2 separate regions of the Homo sapiens genome follow, and region 2 is linked to region 1. A link is an interaction called in ENCODE POLR2A ChIA-PET data of the cell type or tissue named here. Cell type or tissue: PC-3. All regions are shown on one strand. Each heading gives the region's core, and the rest is flanking DNA. Links, peaks and the distances in the headings are about the cores only.

The links. Peaks named below come from ENCODE experiments on the same cell type or tissue, not always from the same donor. Only the 100,000 strongest peaks of a DNase experiment are listed, where the experiment ranks them.
Region 2: POLR2A ChIA-PET joins it to region 1 with 17 read pairs; 3 of 35 experiments call an interaction of 5 or more read pairs at or near these places.

What each region holds. Positions count from the first base shown.
Region 1 is chr19:9,050,320-9,061,066 of GRCh38, forward strand. All of the region lies in intron 1 of MUC16 (mucin 16, cell surface associated), which reads right to left. Among named protein-coding and RNA genes, the nearest start is that of MUC16, 10 kb to the right of the region's middle. RefSeq lists enhancers at 1-143, 4,246-4,925. In PC-3, for the core only: no CTCF peak of the experiment used is centred there; DNase peaks (open chromatin) are centred at 4,672 and 5,262; H3K4me3 peaks cover 1,440 bases; H3K27ac peaks cover 2,383 bases.
Region 2 is chr19:9,124,155-9,134,901 of GRCh38, forward strand. OR7G3 (olfactory receptor family 7 subfamily G member 3) reads right to left here and starts at 2,796. Exons shown (of 1, transcript NM_001001958.1): 1 at 1,858-2,796. The coding sequence starts at 2,796. The coding sequence ends at 1,858. In PC-3, for the core only: no CTCF peak of the experiment used is centred there; a DNase peak (open chromatin) is centred at 4,217; H3K27ac peaks cover 513 bases.

The DNA.
Region 1 (10,747 bases), core at 1,689-9,688:
AGGGTTTTGCCATGTTTCCCGGGCTGGTCTCCAACTCCTGACCTCAAGTGATCCGCCCACCTCGGCCTCCCAAAGGGCTAGGATTACAGAAGTAAGCCAGTGCACCTGGCCAGCACAATCGTTCTTGCTCCCTAGATGTGAACTGCTGTTTTCACCAGCAGGAGCTAAGGGGCAGGCTGTCTCAGATTAGATGCTTTTTAGAGCACTCTGTAGTTCCTTAAATGGAGCTGCAAATCCACAGGTTGCTGCTCAATGTCTGACTAGCTTCTACTTTATTTCTGACTTTATTTCTCATCTGTCTCCACCACACCCCTCCCTTCCACATACCCTGCATTCCAGCAAAACTGACCAATGCATCACATGCCAGACACACCCTGTGATGTCTACCCCAGGACCCTTGCACAGGCTTCTGCCTCAAGAGAGCTCATGATCCAGTGGACAGGCGTGGGCATTGGAATCTCACAAGCCCAGATCACCTCCCAGTTTCACCTCTTCAATGCTATTGACCTTTGGGGACTGACAAAACCTCTCTGAACTTCAGTTTGCCCAGATATAGCATGGACTGAAAAAATGTGTACCTTCTAGGTACAAGTCATGCCTCACTCAGCAACGGGGATATATCCTGAGAAATGCATCACTAGGCAATTTTGTCATTGTGCAAATACCATAGAGTGTACTTATACAAACCTACATGGTATAGCAACTACACACCCAGGCTGTAGGGTATGACCTCTAGATTTTACATATATATATATATATATATATATATATATATATATATATATATATATATAAATATATATATTTTTTTTTTCCAGATGGAGTTTTGCTCTTTCGCCCAGGCTGCAGTGAAGTGGCACAATCTCAGCTCACTGCAACTGCTGCCCCCAGGTTCAAGTGATTCTCCTGCCTCAGTCTCCCCAGTAGCTGGGATTACAGGCACCTGGCACCTCACCCGGCTAATTTTGTACTTTTAGTAGAGATGGCGTTTCACCACGTTGGCCAGGCTGGTCTCGAACTCCTGATCTCAGGTGATCCACCCGCCTCAGCCTCCCAAATTGCTAGGATTATAGGTGTGAGCCACTGCGCCCAGCCTTAAAATTTATATTTTAACTTAAAATATATTTACAACTAGAGATGGGTCTCACTATGTTGCCCAGGCTAGTCTTGAAGTCCTGGGCTCAAGTGATCCTCTCACCTTGGCCTCCCAAAGTCCTGGGATTATGGATATGAGCCACTGCACCAGGCCAATGATAAGCGTTTGTGTATCTACATGTATTTAAACATAGAGAAAGGACAGTAAAAATACAGTATTACAATCTCTTGGGACCACTGTCATATATGCAGTCTGTCATTGACTGAAATGTTGTTATACAGCACATAATTGTACTGAATGAGGATTAAAGCTAATGGGACATTTAGCCAGGTGCAGTGGCTCACGCCTGTAATCCCAGCACTTGGGAGGCCGAGGTGAGCAGATCACCTGAGGTCAGGAGTTCGAGGCCAGCCTGGACAACATGTTGAAACCCCTGTCTCTACTAAAAATACAAAAATTAGCCGGGCGTTGTGGCAGGCGCCAACTACTCGGGAGGCTGAGGCAGGAGAATCAGTTGAACTCAGGAAGCAGAGGTTGCAGTGAGCAGAGATAGCACCACTGTAATCCAGCCTGGGCAATAGAGTGAGATGCTGTCTCAGAAATAAATAAATAAATAAATAAGTCGGGCGAGGTGGCTTACGCCTGTAATCACAGCACCTTGGGAGGCCAAGGTGGGTGGATCACGAGGTTAGGAGTTCAAGACCCGTCTGGCCAAGATGGTGAAACCCCATCTGTACTAAAAATACAAAAATTAGCCGGACATGGTGGCAGGTGCCTGTAATCCCAGCTACCCAGGAGGCTGAGGCAGAGAATTACTTGAACCCAGTAGGTGGAGGTTGCAGTGAGCCGAGATTGTGCCACTGCACTCCAGCTTTGGCGACAAAGTGAGACTCTGTCTCAAAAAAAAATATATATATATATTTATATATATATATACACACACACATATATACTTACAATACATAATAATATTAATAACATGATATAAATATTAACAACTTAGTATAATGATAGTAAGGATTTACCATGTCAGGCATCTTTCCAAAAACTCTTAATATATTAAATCATAGAATTCTCACAACAACTTTTTTTTTTTTCAAACGGGGTCTCACTCTGTCACCCAGGCTGGAGTACAGTGGTGCGATCTTGGTTCACTGCAACCACTAACTCCTGAGTTCAAGCGATTCTCCTACCTCAGCCCCCTGAGTAGCTGGGACTACAGGAGTGCACTACCATGCCCAGCTAGTTTTTGTGTTTTAAGTAGAGACAGGGTTTCACCATGTTGGCCAGGCTGGTCTCAAACTCCTGATCTCAAGTGATCTGCCCGCCTCGACCTCCCAACGTGCTGAGATTACAGGCACCTGGCACCGTGCCCAGCTCGTTTTTGCATTTTTAGTAGCGATGGGGTTTCACCATATTGGCCAGGCTGGTCTCGAACTCCTGACCTCAAGTGATCTACCTGCCTTGGCCTCCCAAAGTGCTGGGATTACAGGCATTATCTACTGCACCAGGCCCTCACAACAACATTTTGATAGTACTATTATTAAGCTCATTTCACAGATGAGGAACCTGAGAGAGGTAAGGAGAAGTACAATAATCTGCCTAAGGTCGTCGTGGAGCTACTAATTGGCTAAGCAGCTCCTGGAAGTCTCGCTAGAGAGTGTCACTGTTTAATGGACCGTTGGACATTTCCTAAGCCTTGGGTGTGTTTTACATCATTCACTAGCCATGCACAGCTAGTGAGCTCTTGCAATGCAGCTACTGGGGCTACCACAGTTGTAGCCATAATGCTATGTACTATGGGTGAGGAACTTAATTTTTTTTTTTTAATTTGTATTAGCCAAGCATGGTGATGTGCACCTGTAGTTCCAGCTACTCGGGAGGCTGAGATGGGAAGATCGCTTGAGCCTAGGAGGTGGAGGCTGCAGTGAGCTGTATTTGTGCCATTGCACTCCAGCCCGGGTGACACAATGAGATCCCATCTCAAAACAAAAACCAGGTCATAGGTAGATAAAGAGACAAAAGGTTGCCTTCTTTTGAGTTTCTGATGAGCCTCTCCAAAGGAGCCAATCAGATATGAATGTATCTAAGTGAGCACAGGAGGGACTCTGAATAGAATGAGAGGCAGGTTGGCCCTGAGCAGTTCCCAGCTTGACTTTTCGCTCTAGCTTAATGATTTTGAGAGGTGAAGCCCGCTGGGCTTCTGGGTCAGGTGGGGACTTGGAGAACTTTTCTATTTAGCTAAAGGATTGTAAACGCACCAATCAGCATTCTGTGTCTAGCTAAAGGTTTGTAAATGCACCAATCAGGACTCTGTAAAAACACACCAATCAGCGCTCTGTGTCTAGCTAAAGGTTTGTAAACGCACCAATCAGCCCTCTGTAAAAACATACCTATCCGCGCTCTGTAAAAACGGACCAATCAGCCCTCTGTAAAATGGACCAATCAGCGATCTGTAAAATGGACCAATCAGCAGGAAGTGGTTGGGGCCAAATAAGGTAATAAAAGCTGGCCATCTGAACCAGCAGTGCCAACCTGCTCATGTCCCCTTCCACATTGTGGAAGTTTTGTTCTTTTGTTCTTCATAATAAATCTTCCTGCTGCTCACTCTTTGAGCCCACACTACTTTTATGAGCTGTTAACACTCACTGTGAAGGTCTACAGCTTCACTCCTGAAGTCAGCCAGACCAGGAACCCACTGGAAGGAAGAAACTCCGGACACATCTGAACATCTGAAGGAACGAACTCGGGACACACCATCTTTAAGAACTGTAACACTCACTGCAACGGTCTGCGGTTTCATTCTTGAAGTCAGCAAGACCAAGAACCCACCGGAAGGAACCAATTCCGGACACAATCTGGGGACCCCGAAATTTACTTTCCCTTCACAGTCCCCTCCCTCTTCCTTCTTTCTCCTCCTCACTTCCTTTGTCTCTCTCCCCTTTCTCCTCACTCTTCCCTCATCTGATTCTCTCTCCATCTGTCTCCTTTTTTGTTGTTGTGGTGGTGGTTGTTGAGTTGGAGTCTCACTCTGTTGCCCAGTCTGGAGGCTAATGGCATGACCTTGGCTCACTGCAACGGCTGCCTCCCGAGTTCAAGCAATTCTTCTGCCTCAGCTTCTCAAGTAGCTGCGATTATAGGCACGCACCTGGATAATTTTTGTTTTGTTCTTTTTTTTGATGGAGATGGGGTTTCACTGTTTTCCAAGCTGGTATCGAACTCCTGGGTGCAAGTGATCCTCCCGCCTCCGCCTCCCAAAGTGCTGGGATTACAGGTGTGAGCCACTGCCCCCAGTTCCTTCTCTCTCTTCTGTCTGCCGCTTCTCATCCCTTCCACCCAACCAGGGCGGGAGAGGGAGGGGGATGAAACCAGGACGGGGAGGTGGGAGAGGGATGAAACCAGGGCGGGGAGGTGGGAGAGGGATGAAACCAGGGCGGGGAAGTGGGAGAGGGATTACAAACTCCCTCTATTTACTCTCAAGCTTCTCTGTTTCCACCTCCACTAACCCTGGAACCCTGAGGCGCCCCAGGCCTGCAGTGTATAAATGCCTTCCTGGCAGGCCTTGCTGAGACTTGAGCTCAGCAGTCCTCACCCTCCTTAATCCTAACCAAACAGGATCTGTCACTAGGCTCAGCGTGCAGAGGACGCCTCGGGTCCTTTTCCTCCTGCGAAACCACAGAGGCAGCCCTAGGGGCAAACAATAAAACAGTGTGGAGGGCTGGGGGATGAGGGTGGGAGCATGCCTGGCAGGGAACGTTTCTTTTTTTTTCCTCCTTCAAAAATTGGAGGGGAGGCCTGGCGCGGTGGCTCACGCCTGTAATCCCAGCACTTTGGGAGGCCGAGGCGGGCGGATCATCTGAAGTCAGGAGTTGGAGATCAACCAGACCAATATGGTGAAACCCCATCTATACTAAAAATACAAAAATTAGCCAGGTGTGGTGGTGGGAGGCTGTAGTCCGAGCTACTCAGGAGGCTGAAACAGAAGAATTGCTTGAACCCGAGAGTTAGGTGGCAGTGAGCCGAGATCGTGCCATTGCCCTCCAGCCTGGGTGACAGAGTGAGTCTCAAACAAACAAACAAGCAAAAAAAAAAAAAAAAAACAAGGAAGGGGATCAAAACTGTCAGTTGGGACAAATACAGGCTTTACTATGGTAATTCTCTGGCTTTGAGCCAAGGACTGCACCCTCCCCAGGGGGCAGCGCTGAGAGCTAAGTCACCCAGGATGGTTTAAAATTAAACTCAATTTTCAACATTGTAACTCCTCACAGACAAACACAACTGTGTTTACTAATAGCATTTCTCGGTTTTATCTGACTTTTGAGTTCTGAAGTCGGGAGATGTGGAGGCTGGAAGTATAAACTGAGACGAAGTGGGCAGAACAGCTCCCTCCCGGCTTCCCCATCCCCAGCCAGCCTCTCTGATTTTCTTTTTCTTTCTCTTTTTCTTTTTTTTTTTTGAGATGGAGGCTTGCTCTGTCACCCAGGCTGGAGTGTAGTGGCCCGATCTCAGCTCACTGCGACCTCTGCCTCCCAGACTCAAGTGATTCTTCTGCCTCAGCCTCCCAGGTAGCTGGGATTACGGGCACGCGCCATGATGCCAGGCTATTTTTTTATTTTTATTTATTTATTTTTTAAAGTAGCGATGGCGTTTCACCATGATGGCCAGGCTGGTCTCGAACTACTGACCTCAGGTGGTCCGCCCACCTCGGTCTCCCAAAATGCTGGGATTACAGGCATGAGCTCCTGCACCTGGCCCAGCCTCTCTGGTTTTGATCTAAGTCATGCCCAAAGCTTGGAAGCGGCTTTACACTACCTTTCTTTGCTCAAAAATTTGCCATCCATCTATCTGTCTGTCCATGCAATAAATATCTAGTGATCTAATAGAGGCTGAATTCTGTGCTAAAAGCTAAGGATTATGGTATTATTTATTTATTTATTTATTTATTTATTTATTTTGAGACGGAGTCTCTCTCTGTCACCCAGACCGGAGTGCAATGGCGTGATGTCGGCTCACTGCAACCTCCACCTCCCGGGTTCAAGCAATTCTTCTGCCTCGGCCTCCCGAGTAGCTGGGATTACAGGCGTGCCCCACCATGCCCAACTAATTTTTGTATTTTTAGTACAGATGGGGTTTCACCATGTTGGCCAGGCTGGTCTCGAACTCCTGACCTCGTGATCCACCTGCCTCAGCCTCCCAAAGTGCTGTGATTACAGGTGTGAGCCATCGCGCCCGGCCCTATTATTACTATTACTACTATAACAATAAAAACAGCAATTTATTTATTTATTTATTGCAAGACAGAGTCTTACACTGTTGCCCAGGCTGGAGTGCAGTGGCAGATCACGGCTCACTGCAGCCGCAACCTCCCAGGCTGAAGCTATCTTTCTGCCTCAGCCTCCTGAGTAGCTGAGACCACAGGTGTGTGCCACTATGCCTAGCTAGTTCTTTAATTTTTGTAGAGATGGGGTCTAGCTATGTTGCCAGGGCTAGTTTTGATTTTTTTTTCTTGTAGAGGTAGGGTCTTGCTGCATTGCCCAGGCTGGCCTCGAGCTCCTGGGCTCAAGCGATTCTCTCGCCTCAGGCTCTCAAAGTGCTGGGACTTTGGCTGGGATTACAGGCGTGCACCATCATGCCTGGCTAATTTTTGTATTTTTTGATAGAGACATGATTTCACTGTGTTTTCCCGGCTGGTCTCGAACTCCTGGCCTCAAGTGATCCTCCTGCCTCGGCTTCCCAAAGTGGTGGGATTACAGGCATGAGCCACTATGCCCAGCTCCATCTCTCTCTTCTATCTGCTGCTACTTCTAGAATACGTAGTGGGCGCAGAATAGGGACTATTTAAGTGTTTGCTGGCCAGACATGGTATCCCATGCCTGTAATCCCAGTACTTTGGGAGACACATAGCCCCTATTCTGTACCCACTACGTATTCTAGGAGTTGTTTATTTAGTCCTTCTAGAAACATTTCAAACCTGATGTGGTGGCTCACGCCTGTAACCCCAACACTTTGAGAGGCTGAGGCAGGAGAATCGCTTGAACCCAAGAGTTTGAGGCCAGGCTGAGCAATGTAGCAAGACCCTATCTCTGCAAGAAAAAAAAAATCAAAAAATTAGTCAGGCATAGTGATGCACCTCTATGGTTCCAGCTACTTGGGTGGCTGAGGTGAGAGCATTGCTTGAACCCAGGAGGTTGAGGCTTCAGTGAGCTGAGATCACCTTGCCACTGCATTCCAGCCTGGGTGACACAGCAAGACCCTGCCTCAGAAATAAATAAATAAATAAATAAATAAATAAATAAATAAATAAATAAAAACCCTTCTACATCTCCCATTTTATAGAGGAGGATACAGAGGTTCAGAGAGGCCCCCAAGTCGTATGGCTGAGCTGGGATTTGAACCCACAATGATGGGTGCTCTTCACCACCTTGCAGCTTGCCACTCTCATGAAAAACATACAGTCTGGTGCGGCACACATGATAACTACACAAACAAGGTAATTCAGATATTTAAATGCTCTAAAGATTCTACATCAGGTTATTTCCAGTATTATTTTCCTGGTCATCCCTGGAAGGATGAGAAGGAACCAACCTTCAGAAGAGCTGCAGAGAGAACACCCAGACAGAGTAAAAAGCAAGTGCAAAGGCCCTGTGGTCCAAACCACTTAAAAAGATTTGGAAGCAGCAGAGGTCAGAGTAGCAGGAAGGAAGAGACAAGAGGCAACAGAGCAGGATATGATGATTTCAGGCCACAGGGGGAGTTTGGGTTTCGTTGTTTCTTTTTTGAGATAGGTTCTGGCTCTGTTTCCCGGGCTGGAGTGCAGTGGTGCAGTTTCAGCTCACTGCCTATCTTCACCTCCCGGGTCAAGCCATCCTCCCGCCTCAGCCTCTCAAGTAGCTGGGATTACAGGCATGTGCCATCACGCCTGGCTAATTTTTTTTTTTTTTTTGAGACAGAGTTTTGCTCTTGTTGCCCAGGCTGGAGTGCAACGATGCGATCTCGGCTCACTGCAACCTCCGTCTCTCAGGTTCAAGCGATTCTCCTGCCTCAGCCTCCTGAGTAGCTGGGATTACAGGCATGTGCCACCATGCCCAGCTAATTTTGTATTTTTAGTAGAGACGGGGTTTCTCCTTGTTGGTCAGGCTGGTCTTGAACTCTCGACCTCAGGTGGTCCACCCGCCTCAGCCTCCCAAAGTGCTGGGATTACAGGTGTGAACCACCGTGCCAGGCTTTAATTTTTTTTTTTTTTGGAGATGGAGTTTTGCTCTTGTTGTCCATGCTGGAGTGCAATGGCGTGATCTCGGCTCACTGCAACCTCCGCCTCCCGGGTTCAAGCGATTCTCTTGCCTCCGCTTCCCGAGTAGCTGGGATTACAGGCGCCTGCCACCATGCCTGGCTAATTTTTTGTATTTTTAGTAGAGACGGGGTTTCACCATGTTGGCCAGGCTGGTCTCGAACTCCTGACCTCAGGTGATCCGCCCGCCTCGGCCTCCCAAAGTGCTGGGATTACAGGCATGAGCCACCGTGCCCAGCCGTTAATATTTGTATTGTTTGTAGGGGCATGGTCTTGCTATGTTGCCTAGGCTGGTTTGGGTTTTATCCCCAGTAGGACAGGATTCTAGGAGCACAGCAGGGATGGGGTGGCCATTTTACAAGCACTCCAGGGGTGGGGTTGGTAAAAGCGTCACGTCCCAGCTGTCCTCCCTCTAGGATGTTTATCACCCCTGTCCTGCAAGATCTAATTCTATGATGTCTTTGCTGCCCCTGAATGACAACAACAAGGCAGATTACCCCAACTCTTTCCCCTCTGCTGTATATTTAAGCACCTCCCCTTTGACTTTATATCCTGGACTAGTCTGTGTAAAGACAAAGAAAAACGAGAAACAAGAGGCTTAATTCTTCCTGTATTCTGGTTTCGGGGAAGGGTCAAAATATAACTTCAGTGGATGCCTTGCTCCAAATTGCAAAACTCCCTCCTGTCATGATGAAAGATGTGTTTTTCCCCTGGATAAAGCCAATTAGCTCACACCGTCGTCACAATGACTAGGTGGCTCCAGGATGAACTATGCGTTTGATAAACGGTGCTGTCAAGTTCTGTTACTGGAGAACTAATGATTATTTATCATGAGGCATGAAGGTGACAGGTTTATCTGCTTGGCTATAGAAAAAGGGTGAGATGTAGGCTGGACACGATGGCTCATGTCTGTAATCCCAGCACTTTGGGAGGCCGAGGTGGGCAGATCACAAGGTCAGGAGCTCGAGACCATCCTGGCAACACGTTGAAACCCCGTCTCTACTAAATATACAAAAAATTAGCCGGGTGAGATGGTGGGCGCCTGTAGTCCCAGCTACTCGGGAGGCTGAGGCAGGAGAATGGTGTGAACCTGGGAGGCGGAGGTTGCAGTGAGCCGAGATTGCGTCACTGCACTCCAGCCTGGGCGACAGAGCAAGACTCTGTCTCAAAAAAAAAAAAAGAAAAAGAAAGAGGGTGAGAGGCAGGCTGGACACGGTGGCTCATATCTGTAATCCCAGCACTTAGGGAGGATGAGGCAGGCGGATCACTTGAGGCTAGGAGTCTGAGACCAGCCATGGTAAGACCCCATTTCTACTAAAAATACAAAAATGAGGGCTGGGCATGGTGGCTCAAATGCCTGTAATCCCAGCATATTGGAAGGCCAAGGTGGGTGGATCGCTTGAGTTCAGGAGTTTGAGATCAGCCTGGCCAACATGGCAAAACCCCGTCTCTACTAAAAATAAAAAAATTAGCCAGACATGGTGGCGGGCGCCTGTAATCCCAAAAAAAATTAGCCAGACATGGTGGCGGGCGCCTGTAATCCCAGCTACTCCGGAGGCTGAGGTGGAAGGATCATTTGAACCGGGGAGGGGAAGGTTGCAGTGAGCCAAGTTCACACCACTACAATCCAGCCTGGGCGACAAAGCGAGACTCCGTCTCAAAAACAAAACAAGGCCGGGTGCAGTGGCGCATGCCTGTAATCCCAGCACTTTGGGAGGCTGAGATGGGTGGATCACAAGGTCAGGAGATCGAGACCATCCTGGCTAACACGGTGAAACCCCATCTCTACTAAAAATACAAAAAAATTAGCCGGGCGTGGTGGTGGGCGCCTGTAGTCCCAGCTACTCGGGAGGCTGAGGCCTGAGAATGGCATGAACCCGGGAGGCAGAACTTGCAGTGAGCCGAGATTGTGCCACTGCACTCCAGCCTGGGCGACTGAGCAAGACTCTCTCAAAAACAAAACAAAACATTAGCTGGGTATGGTGTCTCTTGCCTGTAATCCTAGCTACTCAAGAGGCTGAGGCAGGAGAATCGCTTGAGCCCAGGAGGCGGACCTTACAGTGAGCTGAGATCACTGAACTGCACTCCAGTTTGGGCGACAGAGCGAGACTCTGTCTCAAAAAAATAAATAAATAAAATAAATGAAAAAGGGCAAGATTTCTTTCTGCCTTTGCAATGTCCTAGGCCTTATCTACGACGTGCACCACACTCTGGATGAATGCTTATTCAGTGATAACATTAAGGGGTATTTTTTTCCTTTCCCTTCTACTTTTGTGGAGAGGTTTCCTGAGTTGAGAGAAGATTCTTGCATTTAGTTGTATTTCCACAACATCAGCACGTCCTACATTTTTTAAATCTGCCCA
Region 2 (10,747 bases), core at 1,086-9,085, 73 kb after region 1:
CTGACCTTGTGATCCGCCCACTTCAGCCTATCAAAGTGCAGACTTTTTTGATAGCCGCTACACCCAGCCTTTTTTTTTTTTAATAAGTGACTCCATTTTGATTCTGACAATTTTAACAATATATATACCAAGTACAGTCAGCCTTCCATATCTGCCAGTACCACATTCATGGACTCAACCAACTGTGGATCAAAAATATTAAAAATATTAAAGAAAATTTTAAAAATATTAAATAAGAATATTACAAAAATACAATATTAAGTAATACAACTATTTACATAGGATTAACATTATGCTAGGTAATATAAGTAATCTAGAAATGATTTAAAGTATAGGCGACCTGGGCACAGTGGCTCACACTGCTTAATCCCAGCACTTTGGAAGGCTGAGGCAGAAGGATTGTTTGAGGCCAGGAGTTTGAGGCTGCAGTGAGTTATAATCACACCACTGTAGTTCAACCTCGGCAACAGAGCAAGGCTCTCTCTAAAAAAGAAATTAATCATTTAATATTAAAATTAAAAATTAATTACTTGATTTTTAAATTGTAAATAAATTACTTAATTTTTAAATTAAAAATAAATTAGCTAGCTGGGCATGGTGGCTCATGCCTGTAATCCCAGCACTTTGGGAGGCTGAGGCGGGCAGATTACCTGAGGTCAGGAGTTCAAGGCCCGCCTGGCCAACATGGTGAAACTCTGTCTCTACTAAAAATACAAAAATGAGCCAGGCACAGTAGCAGGCGCCTGTAATCCCAGCTATTCAGGAGGCTGAGGCAGGAGAATCGCTTGAGCCCCAGAGGTGGAGGTTGCAGTAAGCCGAAATTGAGCCACTGCACTCTAGACTGGGCGACAGAGCAAGACTCTGTCTCAATAAATAAATAAATAAATAAATAAATAAATAAGTTTTTAAATTTTTAATTAAATTTAATTTTTTTTAAAAAAAGACTTAGTATTGGATAGACCAGTAGGGTGACTATAGTTCAAAATAATCCATTGTATATTTCAAAATACCTAGAAGAGAACAATTGGAATGGTTGGAGCATAAAGATAAGACAAATATTTAAGGTGATGGATATCTAAAGTAACAAATCCTTGCAGATTATACAAATGTATTACACTATCACATGCATCCTGAAACAATGTACATCTCTTATGCATTGATACAAAAATTTAAAAAAAGCCAGGTGTGGTGGCATGCACCTGCAGTCTCAGCTACTCGTCAGGCTGAGTCCAGAGGATCGCTTTAGCCCAGGAATTCGAGGCAGCAGTGAGCTGTGATCACACCACTGCACTCCAGCCTGGGCAACAAAGTGAGAGACTGTCTCAAAAATCAATTAGTCAGTCAATCAATCCAAAAAGAACTCAAGTCCACGTGGTCCGATTCCAAAACTATCACCCTGAACCATCTGATCTCTGGTCTCATGTATTCAAAGACATTGGTCAGGTGGGGCACAGTGGCTCATGCCTGTAATCCCAGCACTTTGGGAGGCTGAGACGGGCAGATCACCTGAGGTCAGGAGTTCGAGACCATCCTGGCCAATGTGGTGAAACCCCGTCTCTATTAAAAATAGAAAAATTAGCTGGGCTTGGTGGCACGTGCCTGTAATCCCAGCTACTCCGGAGGCTGAAGCAGGAGAATCGCTTGAACCCAGGAGGCGGAGGTTGCAGTGAGCCAAGATTGCGTCACTACACTCCAGTCTGGTCAACAGAGCGAGACTCCATCTCAAAAAACAAACAAACAAACAAAAACAAAAACAAAAACAGAAAACCCCAAAGACATTAGTCAGGCTTTCAAGACTTCTCATTACTTCTTTCTCCCTGACATATCCCAGCAGTGTAAGCCCAAGAAGCTGAGACATCAATGGAAAGATGGTATCCTAGATATTAGTTTCCTCAAAGCCTTCAACATGTCCTTGTTTCTCAGGCTGTAAATGAGTGGGTTCAGCATGGGGGTGACCACGGTATACATCACTGATGCTATTGCACCCTTCCTGGAGGAGTGGGTAGCCCCAGAACTAAGGTACACCCCAAACCCTGTTCCATAAAACAAGGAAACAACGATTAAATGTGACCCGCAGATGGAAAAAGCTTTATACTTTCCACCAGCTGATGGAATTTTCATGACAGAGGAGACAATTCGTGTGTAAGAGAAAATGATCCCAGAGAGAGGAACAACACCTAACAGGCTGGTCACCAAATACACCAGGATGTTATTGATGAGGACATCAGAACAGGCGAGCTTGAGAATATGAGCTAGTTCACAGAAAAAGTGGGGAATTTCCAGGTCTATGCAGAAGGTCAGCTGTAGCACCATCAACGTGTGCAGCAGAGCATCCAGGACACTAACGATGAAGGACAGCAGAAGCAGCAGCCCACAGAGTTTGGGGTTCATGATGACATTGTACCTCAGTGGGTGACAGATGGCCACAAATCGATCATAGGCCATCATGACCAGAATTCCATTTTCCAATCCAACAAAAACCAGGACAAAGCAGATTTGGGTGAGGCAGCCTGTGTAATTGATGGATTGAGCCTGTGCCTGGATGTTCACCAGCATCTTGGGCATCGTGGTGGAGGTGAAACAGATGTCGACCAAGGACAGGATAGAGAGGAGGAAGTACATGGGGGTGTGGAGGTGGGAGTCAGAGTTGACGGCCAGGATGATGAGCAGGTTCCCCAGCATTGTGGCCAGGTACATGGACAGGAACAGCATGAAGAGGATGGGCTGCAGCTCCGGATCCCCTGACAATCCCAAGAGAAAGAATTCTGGAGTGTCTGAGAAGTTTCCTGCTTTCATGTTGTTGATGAGTCTTGATCTTGTCAATATTATCAAAACCAAACCAGTTATAAGTTATAGACCTTTTTTCCTTCCTTCCTTCCTTCTTTCTTTCTTTCTTCCTTCCTTCCTTCCTTTCTTTTTCTTTCTTTCTTTCTTTCTTTCTTTCTCTCTCTCCCTCTCTCTCTTTCTCTTTCTCTCTCTTTCTTTCTTTCTCTCTCTCCCTCCGTCTTTCTTTCTTTCTCTTTCTTTCTTTCTTCTTACTTTCTTTTTCTTTCCCTCCCTCCCTCTCTCCCTCCTCTTTCTTTTTCTCTTTCTCTTTCTTTCTTTTCTCTTTCCTTCTTTCTTTCTTTCTCCTTTTTCTTTCTTTCTTCCTTTCCTTTCTTTCTCTTTCTTTCTCTCTCTCCCTCCCTCCTTCCCTCCCTCTCTCCCTCCTCTTTTTCTCCTTCCTTCCTTCCCTCCTTCCCCCCTCTCTTTCTTTCTCTCTCTTTTCCTTCCTTCCTTCCTTTCTCTCTCTCTCTCTCTTTCTTTCCTTCCTTCCTTCCTTCCTCCCTTCCTTCCCTCCTTCTTTCTTTCCTTCTTTCTTCTTTGCAGGGTCTCTCTCTCTCTGTCATCCATGCTGGAGTGCAGTGGCATGATCATAGCTCACTGTAGCCTCATCCCCCTGGGCTCAAGCAATCCTCCTCTCTCAGCCTCCCAAATAGCTGGGATGACAGGCATGAACCCCCATGCCCAGCCTGTTCTTTACTTCCTTCCTAGGTACCCTATCAGTGTCTTTCTCACCCACCAATTTCCCTTTCTCATTACAGTTTGTGAAAATAAAAATTAAGCCCTCTTTATCTAGCAGCATAAGCCCCTCCCACTATTTTTATTTGCCTTCATCTGTCTTTCATTTGTATCACAGATAATGTTAATAAAGAAAATTTTAACAGTAAGCCATGCATCAGACCCTCTTTCCATTATTTTTTTCTTTTCTTTTTTTTTTTGAGATGGAGTCTCGCTCTGCTACCCAGGCTGGAGTGCAGTGGTGGGATCTCAGCTCACTGCAACCTCTTCCTCCAGGGTTTGAGTGATCCTCCTGCCTCAGCCTCCCAAGTAGCTGGAACTACAGGTGTGTGCCAACACACCTGGCTGATTTTTATACTTTTAACAGAGATAGGGTTTCACCATGTTGGCCAGGCTGGTCTTGAACTCCTGACTTGAAGTGATCCACCCGCCTCAGCCTCCTAAAGTGCTGGGATTACAGGCTTGAGCCACTGCACCCACTCTTCCTATTATTACTGGTGCAGCCCCTGGTTCAGGCAACCCCTGAGCCTTGGCACTGATTCCTGGAGGAGTCCTGTGTGAGTCAGCGCCAAACCTTTCCTGTTCCTTCTGGCTTATCCAGATTCTTGAGAAATTGATTCTGGGGCCCCCAAAGCAGGAAGTAAAGAATTGATGTATGCCGGCAATGTCAAAACATCAGCCTGCTGTTCTCATAAACCCATAAGTTAAGGAAATTCTGTAATGATGACTCAGGAGTTGGGGCAAACATATTATAGAATCACAGCATGTGAACAGTTGAATGGTGCAGTGAGCCCATCTCAGCCCTTTGCTTCACAAATTGAGTTCCTGGCCAGACACAGCGGCTCACACCTATAATCCCAGCACTTTGGGAGGCTGAGGCAGAAGGGTCGCTTGAGGCCAGGAGTTTGAGACCAGCCTGAACAAAGTAGCAAGACCCATCTATAGTAAACATTTTTTAAAAATTAAATTAAATTAAAAATTAGCCAGGCACGGTGGTACGTGTCTGTAGTCCCAGCAACTTGGGAGGCTGAGTTGGGAGGATCACTTGAACCCAGGAGTTGGAAGCTGCAGTGAGCTTTCATAGGGTCACTGCATGCCAGCCTGGGCAACAGAGCAAGACTCTGCCTCTTAAAACAAATACACAAACAAGCTGGGCGCGGCGGCTCAAGCCTGTAATCCCAGAACTTTGGAAGGCTGAGGCAGGCGGTTCACGAGGTCAGGAGATCAAAACCATCCTGGCTAACATGGTGAAACCCCGTCTCTACTAAAAATACAAAAAATTAGCCGGACGTGGTGGTGGGTGCCTGTAGCCCCAGCTACTCAGGAGGCTGAGGCAGGAGAATGGCGTGAACCCGGGAGGTGGAGCTTGCAGTGATCCGAGATCCTGCCACTGCACTCCAGCCTGGGCGACAGAGCGAAACTCTGTCTCAAACAAACAAACAAAAAACCAAATACACAAACAAAAACAAAATTCAGGCCCCCAACCGGGAGCTGGCTTTTACTGGAGAAAGACAAATGATTATAAAAGCTTCAACCATTGGTGCATAAAACTTGGACTCAGACAGTTGTCAGTTCCGTCATGTATGCCTCAATTGTGACATGGATCCGTGACATGAGAAGGTCCCTGAACCTCTCTGAGCAGACTCAAGTTTCTCACTTCTCCGATGGGAACTGGTATAAAAATGTGCATGGGGTGTTGCAGGGATGAAAAATGAATAGATGTTAGGATAGGTGTATCCTAGCACAGTGCTCAGGGGTCCTGCAATAACCTTTTATTTATTTATTTTGAGATGGAGTCTCGCTCTGTGGCTCAGGCTGGAGTGCAGTGGCACGATCTTGGCTCACTGCAACCTCTGCCTCCCGGGTTCAAGCGATTCTCCTGCCTCAGCCTCCTGAGTAGCTGGGATTATAGGTGTGCACCACCATGCCCAGCTACTTTTTGTATTTTTGGTAGAGACGTGATTTCACCATGTTGACCAGGCTGGTCTCAAACTCCTGACCCCAGGTGATCTGCCCACCTTGGCCTCCCAAAGTTCTGGGATTACAGGCGTGAGCCACCACGCCTGGCCTGCAATGACCTTTCCTATCATTTTTGTTTCTAGCTGTGGACAATGCTTGATGCCTCAGGGACATGGGGGTGAGATGGGGTGCAAAAGGAAGAAGCAGGGAAGATATCCCAAGAATAATGTCAGGCCGGGTGCGGTGGCTCACACCTGTAATCCCAGCACTTTGGGAGGCCGAGGCGGGCAGATGACCTGAGGTCAGGAGTTTGAGACCAGCCTGGCTGACATGGTGAAACCCCGTCTCTACTAAAAAAATTTAAAAATTAGCCAGGTGTGGTGATGCATGCCTGTAATCCCAGCTACTTGGAGACTAAGGCAAGAGGATTGCTTGAACCTGGGAGGTGCAGGTTGCAGTGAGCTGAGATCACGCCACTTCACTCCAGCTTGGGTGATAGAGTGAGACTCCATCTCAAAAAAAAAAAAAAAAAAAAAAAGAAGAAGAATGTCTTAGGGCTGAGCAAAGAAGGCATGTGCTCAAAATCCCACTGAGGGTTCTCCTAGTGTAATAAGGTACAGAAAAGAAAGAACTGGGCTTGACACAGTGGCTCAAGCCTGTAATCCCAGCACTTTGGAAGGCCGAGGTGGGAGGATCACTTGAGCCCAGGAGTTTGAGACCAGCCTGGGTTGTGTGTCTGTACTCTATCTAGCCTGGGTGACAGAGCAAGATGCTGTCTCAGAGAAAAGAAAAAGAAAAAAGAAAAAGCCAGGCGCAGTGGCTCGCGCCTGTAATCCTAGCATTTTGGGAGGTAGAGGCAGGCAGATCACTTCAGCCCAGGAGTTAGAGACCAGCCTGGGCAACATGGTGAAACCCCATCTCTACAAAAAATACAAAAACTAGTCAGGCATGGTGGCATGCACCTATAGTCCTAGCTACTCAGGAGGCTGAGGTAGGAGGATCACCTGAGCTCAGGAGGTCGAGGTTGTTGTGAGCCGTGATTGAGCCACTGTACTCCAGTCTGGGTGACAGAGTGAGATCCTGTCTCAAAATAAAGTAAGAAAGAAAGAAGCTAAACAAACATCAGTATGGGGATAGATACACAAATTATGGCACTATTATTACATGTAATAATAGTGTTAAACTAAGCATAGTGAATGCCCACCAATTTCAGAGAGTGGTGGTCCCCAGGAAGGGAAGGAGAGGAATAAAAACAAATCAAGAGGACTTCATGTTTAAGTGTTATACTTTATTGTTATTATTATTATATTTAGTATTTTAAATCTATTTTTAAAATTAAAAAAAATTTTTTTTTTTTGCAGAGATGAGCTCTTGCTATGTTGCCCAGGCTATGTTGCTATGTTGCCCATGCCTGTAAGCCCAAAGTGCTAGGATTACAGGCATGAACCACCACATCTGGCCTGTTTTGGGGTTTTAAAAGAGAAACCGAAAGACTGGAAATGTAAGTGAGTGGGTCTCAACTTCCTCTTCTGGAGTTTCTCACTGTCAAGAGATGGGGACAAGAGTCAAGTTATTTAAGGGTGAAATCTGGCAACAGACATGGTGAAGATTGAAAAGCCAGACACATCTCATCAAAGCCCCATCTGCAGTCAAAAGAATGAGGAAAACCATGGGGCCAGGCATGGTGGCTCATGTCTGTAATTCCAGCACTTTGGGAGGCCAAAGTGGGCGGATCACGAGGTCAAGAGATCAAGACCATCCTGGCCAACTTGGTGAAACCCCATCTCTACTAAAAATACAAAAGTTAGCCAGGCATGGTGGTGGGCGCCTGTAATCCCAGCTACTCAAAAGGCTGAGGCAGGAGAATCGCTGGAACCCAGGAGGCGGAGGTTGCAGTGAACTGAGATGGAGCCACTGCACTCCAGCCTGGTGACAGAGCGAGACTCCTTCTCAAAAAATAAAAAAAAGAATGTGGAAAACCAGAGAACTGTAGATTCCTTTTGTTTATTTGTTTGTTTTATGAGACAGAGTCTTGCTCTGTCACCAGGCTGGAATGCAGTGGTGCCATCTCAGCTCACTGCAACCTCTGCCTCCCGGGTTCAAGCGATTCTCCTGCCTCAGCCTCCTGAGTAGCTGGGATTACAGGTGCATGCCACCATGCCCGGCTAAATTTTTGTATTTTTAGTAGAGATGGGGTTTCACCATGTTGGCCAGGCTGGTCTTGAACTCCTGACCTCAGGTGATTGATCCGCCTTGGTTCCCAAAGTGCTGGGACTACATGCGTGAGCCACCGCACTTGGCCAGATTCCTTTTTGAAGGGACTAATTCATACTTAGGTAGGGAAGGAGTCCCTAGGATTTAGAAGACAGAATGAGAGCTGAAAATAATGAAATCTGATTATAAATTGTAAGAAAACAGGGGAAGTAAATATATCATGAAAAGGGTCACCGATTAGTTTGGAATCTCACTTATAACAATTCTGCTGAATTGTCTCTTACTTTATGGTTGTCCTCCAGATAAGATGGGAGAAAAAATAAAATAAAAAACTTGTTCAGTTTCTCACAGCATTTATTGGGAGCATTTCAGATTACCTTGAAGGCATCAGTAAGGAATTCTCCATTTTTTTTCTTGGAGAATTGTAAGATGAAATGGAAGATCTATCCCCAAGAAGGGCAGATGAACCAAGTAAGGCAACCCACTCTTGGGCAAGAGGGATCATCTCTGGAGCAAGACTCAGGTGTGATGTTTCCTAACATGAGCGGGGCTGTTGAGTGGAGTGGTCACCGGTAGATTATTTGCAGTCTCTGTGGCCCCTAGGAGCTCAATTTTCAAAGCTGCTCATTAGCTAGATGTGTACAGTACTGTCATTTCTTCCCCTAAGGCAGCTCAAATCCTTAATGAGCACAGGTCAGACGTGAGCACAAAGGGGGAATTCCTGGATGGTTGACTTTCTGACCCCAAGGGACAAGCTGTATGTCATTCTCTTCCAACCACATTTCCTCTTATCCCGAGGGTATCTCATTCTTGGATCCTAGGATCGGACCCCTAGGGAGCTGGTGGAATCCTCCTTAGACAGAATCCCAGCTTTCTCTGAGTCAGAAATTGCTTTTTTTTTTTTTTTTTTTTTTCAAACCAAGTCTCACTCTGCGCCCTGGCTGGAGTGCAGTGGCGTGATCTCAGCTCACTGCAACCTCCGCCTCCCAGGTTCAAGCGATTCTCCTGCCTCAGCCTCCTGAGTAGAGTAGCTAGGATTACAGGCACACACGACACCTGGCAAATTTTTATATTTTCAGTAGAGACGAGGTTTCACCATGTTGGCCATGCTGGTCTCAAACTCCTGACTTCAAGTGATCCACACACCTCGGCCTCCCAAAGTGCTGGAACTATAGGCACGAGCCACCGCACCTGGCATCAGGTATTTCTTTATACCAACACAATAATGGCCTAGTACAGTAAGTTTTTGGAAAAGAAATGGTGACATAATGTTGACAAAATGCAGATAAAGCCCAAACCCAGTCTGAAACAAATGAAGAACAAAACCTAAAGTTGATAGGGTATGAAATGGTGCAGTGATGGTGACAAAAAATGGGGCCTGTGTGGGTTTCTCTTTAAATATTGACCCTAAACTTGGGAAGACAAGGGGAAAAATGTCTGCATTCATAATCAAAGGAATGATACTTCCATCGTTTGATATTTTATGTAGTTTACTAAGGAATGATTCTATTACGATTGGAAATTACATTGACAGGCAAAAGCTATTATGTATGAAAAATGAGAAAGAATTAGACAATGGCTTCCAACGTAAATATTAAGGAGAACAGGTCTTTAAGAAGACAGTTCTTTCAAAAAAAAGGCCAAGCGTGGTGGCTCACGCCTGTAATCCCAGCACTTTGGGAGGCCGAAGAGGCAGATCATTTGAGGTCAGGAGTTTGAGACCAGCCTGGCCAACATGGTGAAACCCCGTCTCTACTAAAAATACAAAAATTAGCCAGGTGTGGTGGTGGGTGCCTGTAATCCCAGCTACTTGGGGGGCTGAGGCAGGAGAATCACTTGAACCTGGGAGGTGGAGGTTACAGTGAACAGAGATCGTGCCACCACACTCAAGCCTGGGTGTCAGAAAGAAGACAGGTCTTTAAGATCCTAAGTAGGAAATGATAGGTAAAAAGTGAAAGATAGGGAAAGCTGAAGCTATATGAGGAAACTCATAGTAAATGTTCTCTGCTTTCCCCTTAAGCTTTTCTTTTTTCTTTTCTATTTTTTTTTTAGAGACAGGGTCTTGCTCTGTCGTCCAGGCAAGAGTACAGCGATGCCATCATAGCTCACTGCAGCCTTGAATTCCTGGACTCAAGGAATCCTCCTGCCTCAGCCGCCCAATTGACTGGGACTACAGATATGCACCACCACATCCAGCTATTTTTGTGTGTGTGCAAAAATGGGAACTCACTATGTTGCCCAGGCTGGTCTCAAACACTTGATCTTTCCACCTCAGGATCCTAAGTAGCTGGGATAGCCACCGTTTCGCCACCATGCCCAGCCTAAAATCAAGACATATGAACAAGAGAATTCACAAGTTTTCTGTTTCTCTGTTGCACCAAAGGCAGTTCCATCATGACCCATCCAGTATCTTCTCCTTCTGGATTCAAGGTGTTTTTGATCTTGGGTCTTGATTTTGTGTGGCATGTACAACCTCAAAGCAATATGGTGAACTTTTTTTACCTGCTCTATCCCTAATGTATATCCACATTATTGAACTGCATTGCTCACCATTTATCAAAACTCCCATGCTGCCCTGACACATCTCTGGCTTCTCATCTGAATTGGCATCAACACAGAGACCTAATGCATTCAAGTCATTGGCACCTGACTCCTGTTCTTTAAACACCCAGCTATGCCATGATTCAGGATAATTTATTTTCTTTTATTTTTGAGACAGAGTTTTGCTCCTTCACCCAGGCTGGAGTGCAGTAGTGCAATCTCAGCTCACTGCAACATCTACCTCCTGGGTTCAAGCAGTTCTCCTGCCTCAGCCTCCCTGAGTAGCTGGGATTACAGGTGTGTGCCACCATGCCTGGCTAATTTTTATGTTTTAGTAGAGACGGGGTTTCACCATGTTAGCCAGGCTGAACTTGAACTCCTGACCTCAAGTGATCTGTCTGCCTCCCTAAATGCTGGGATTACAGGCATGAGCCACTGCACCCGGCCCCAACTTCTTCACCCTTTCGGCCTT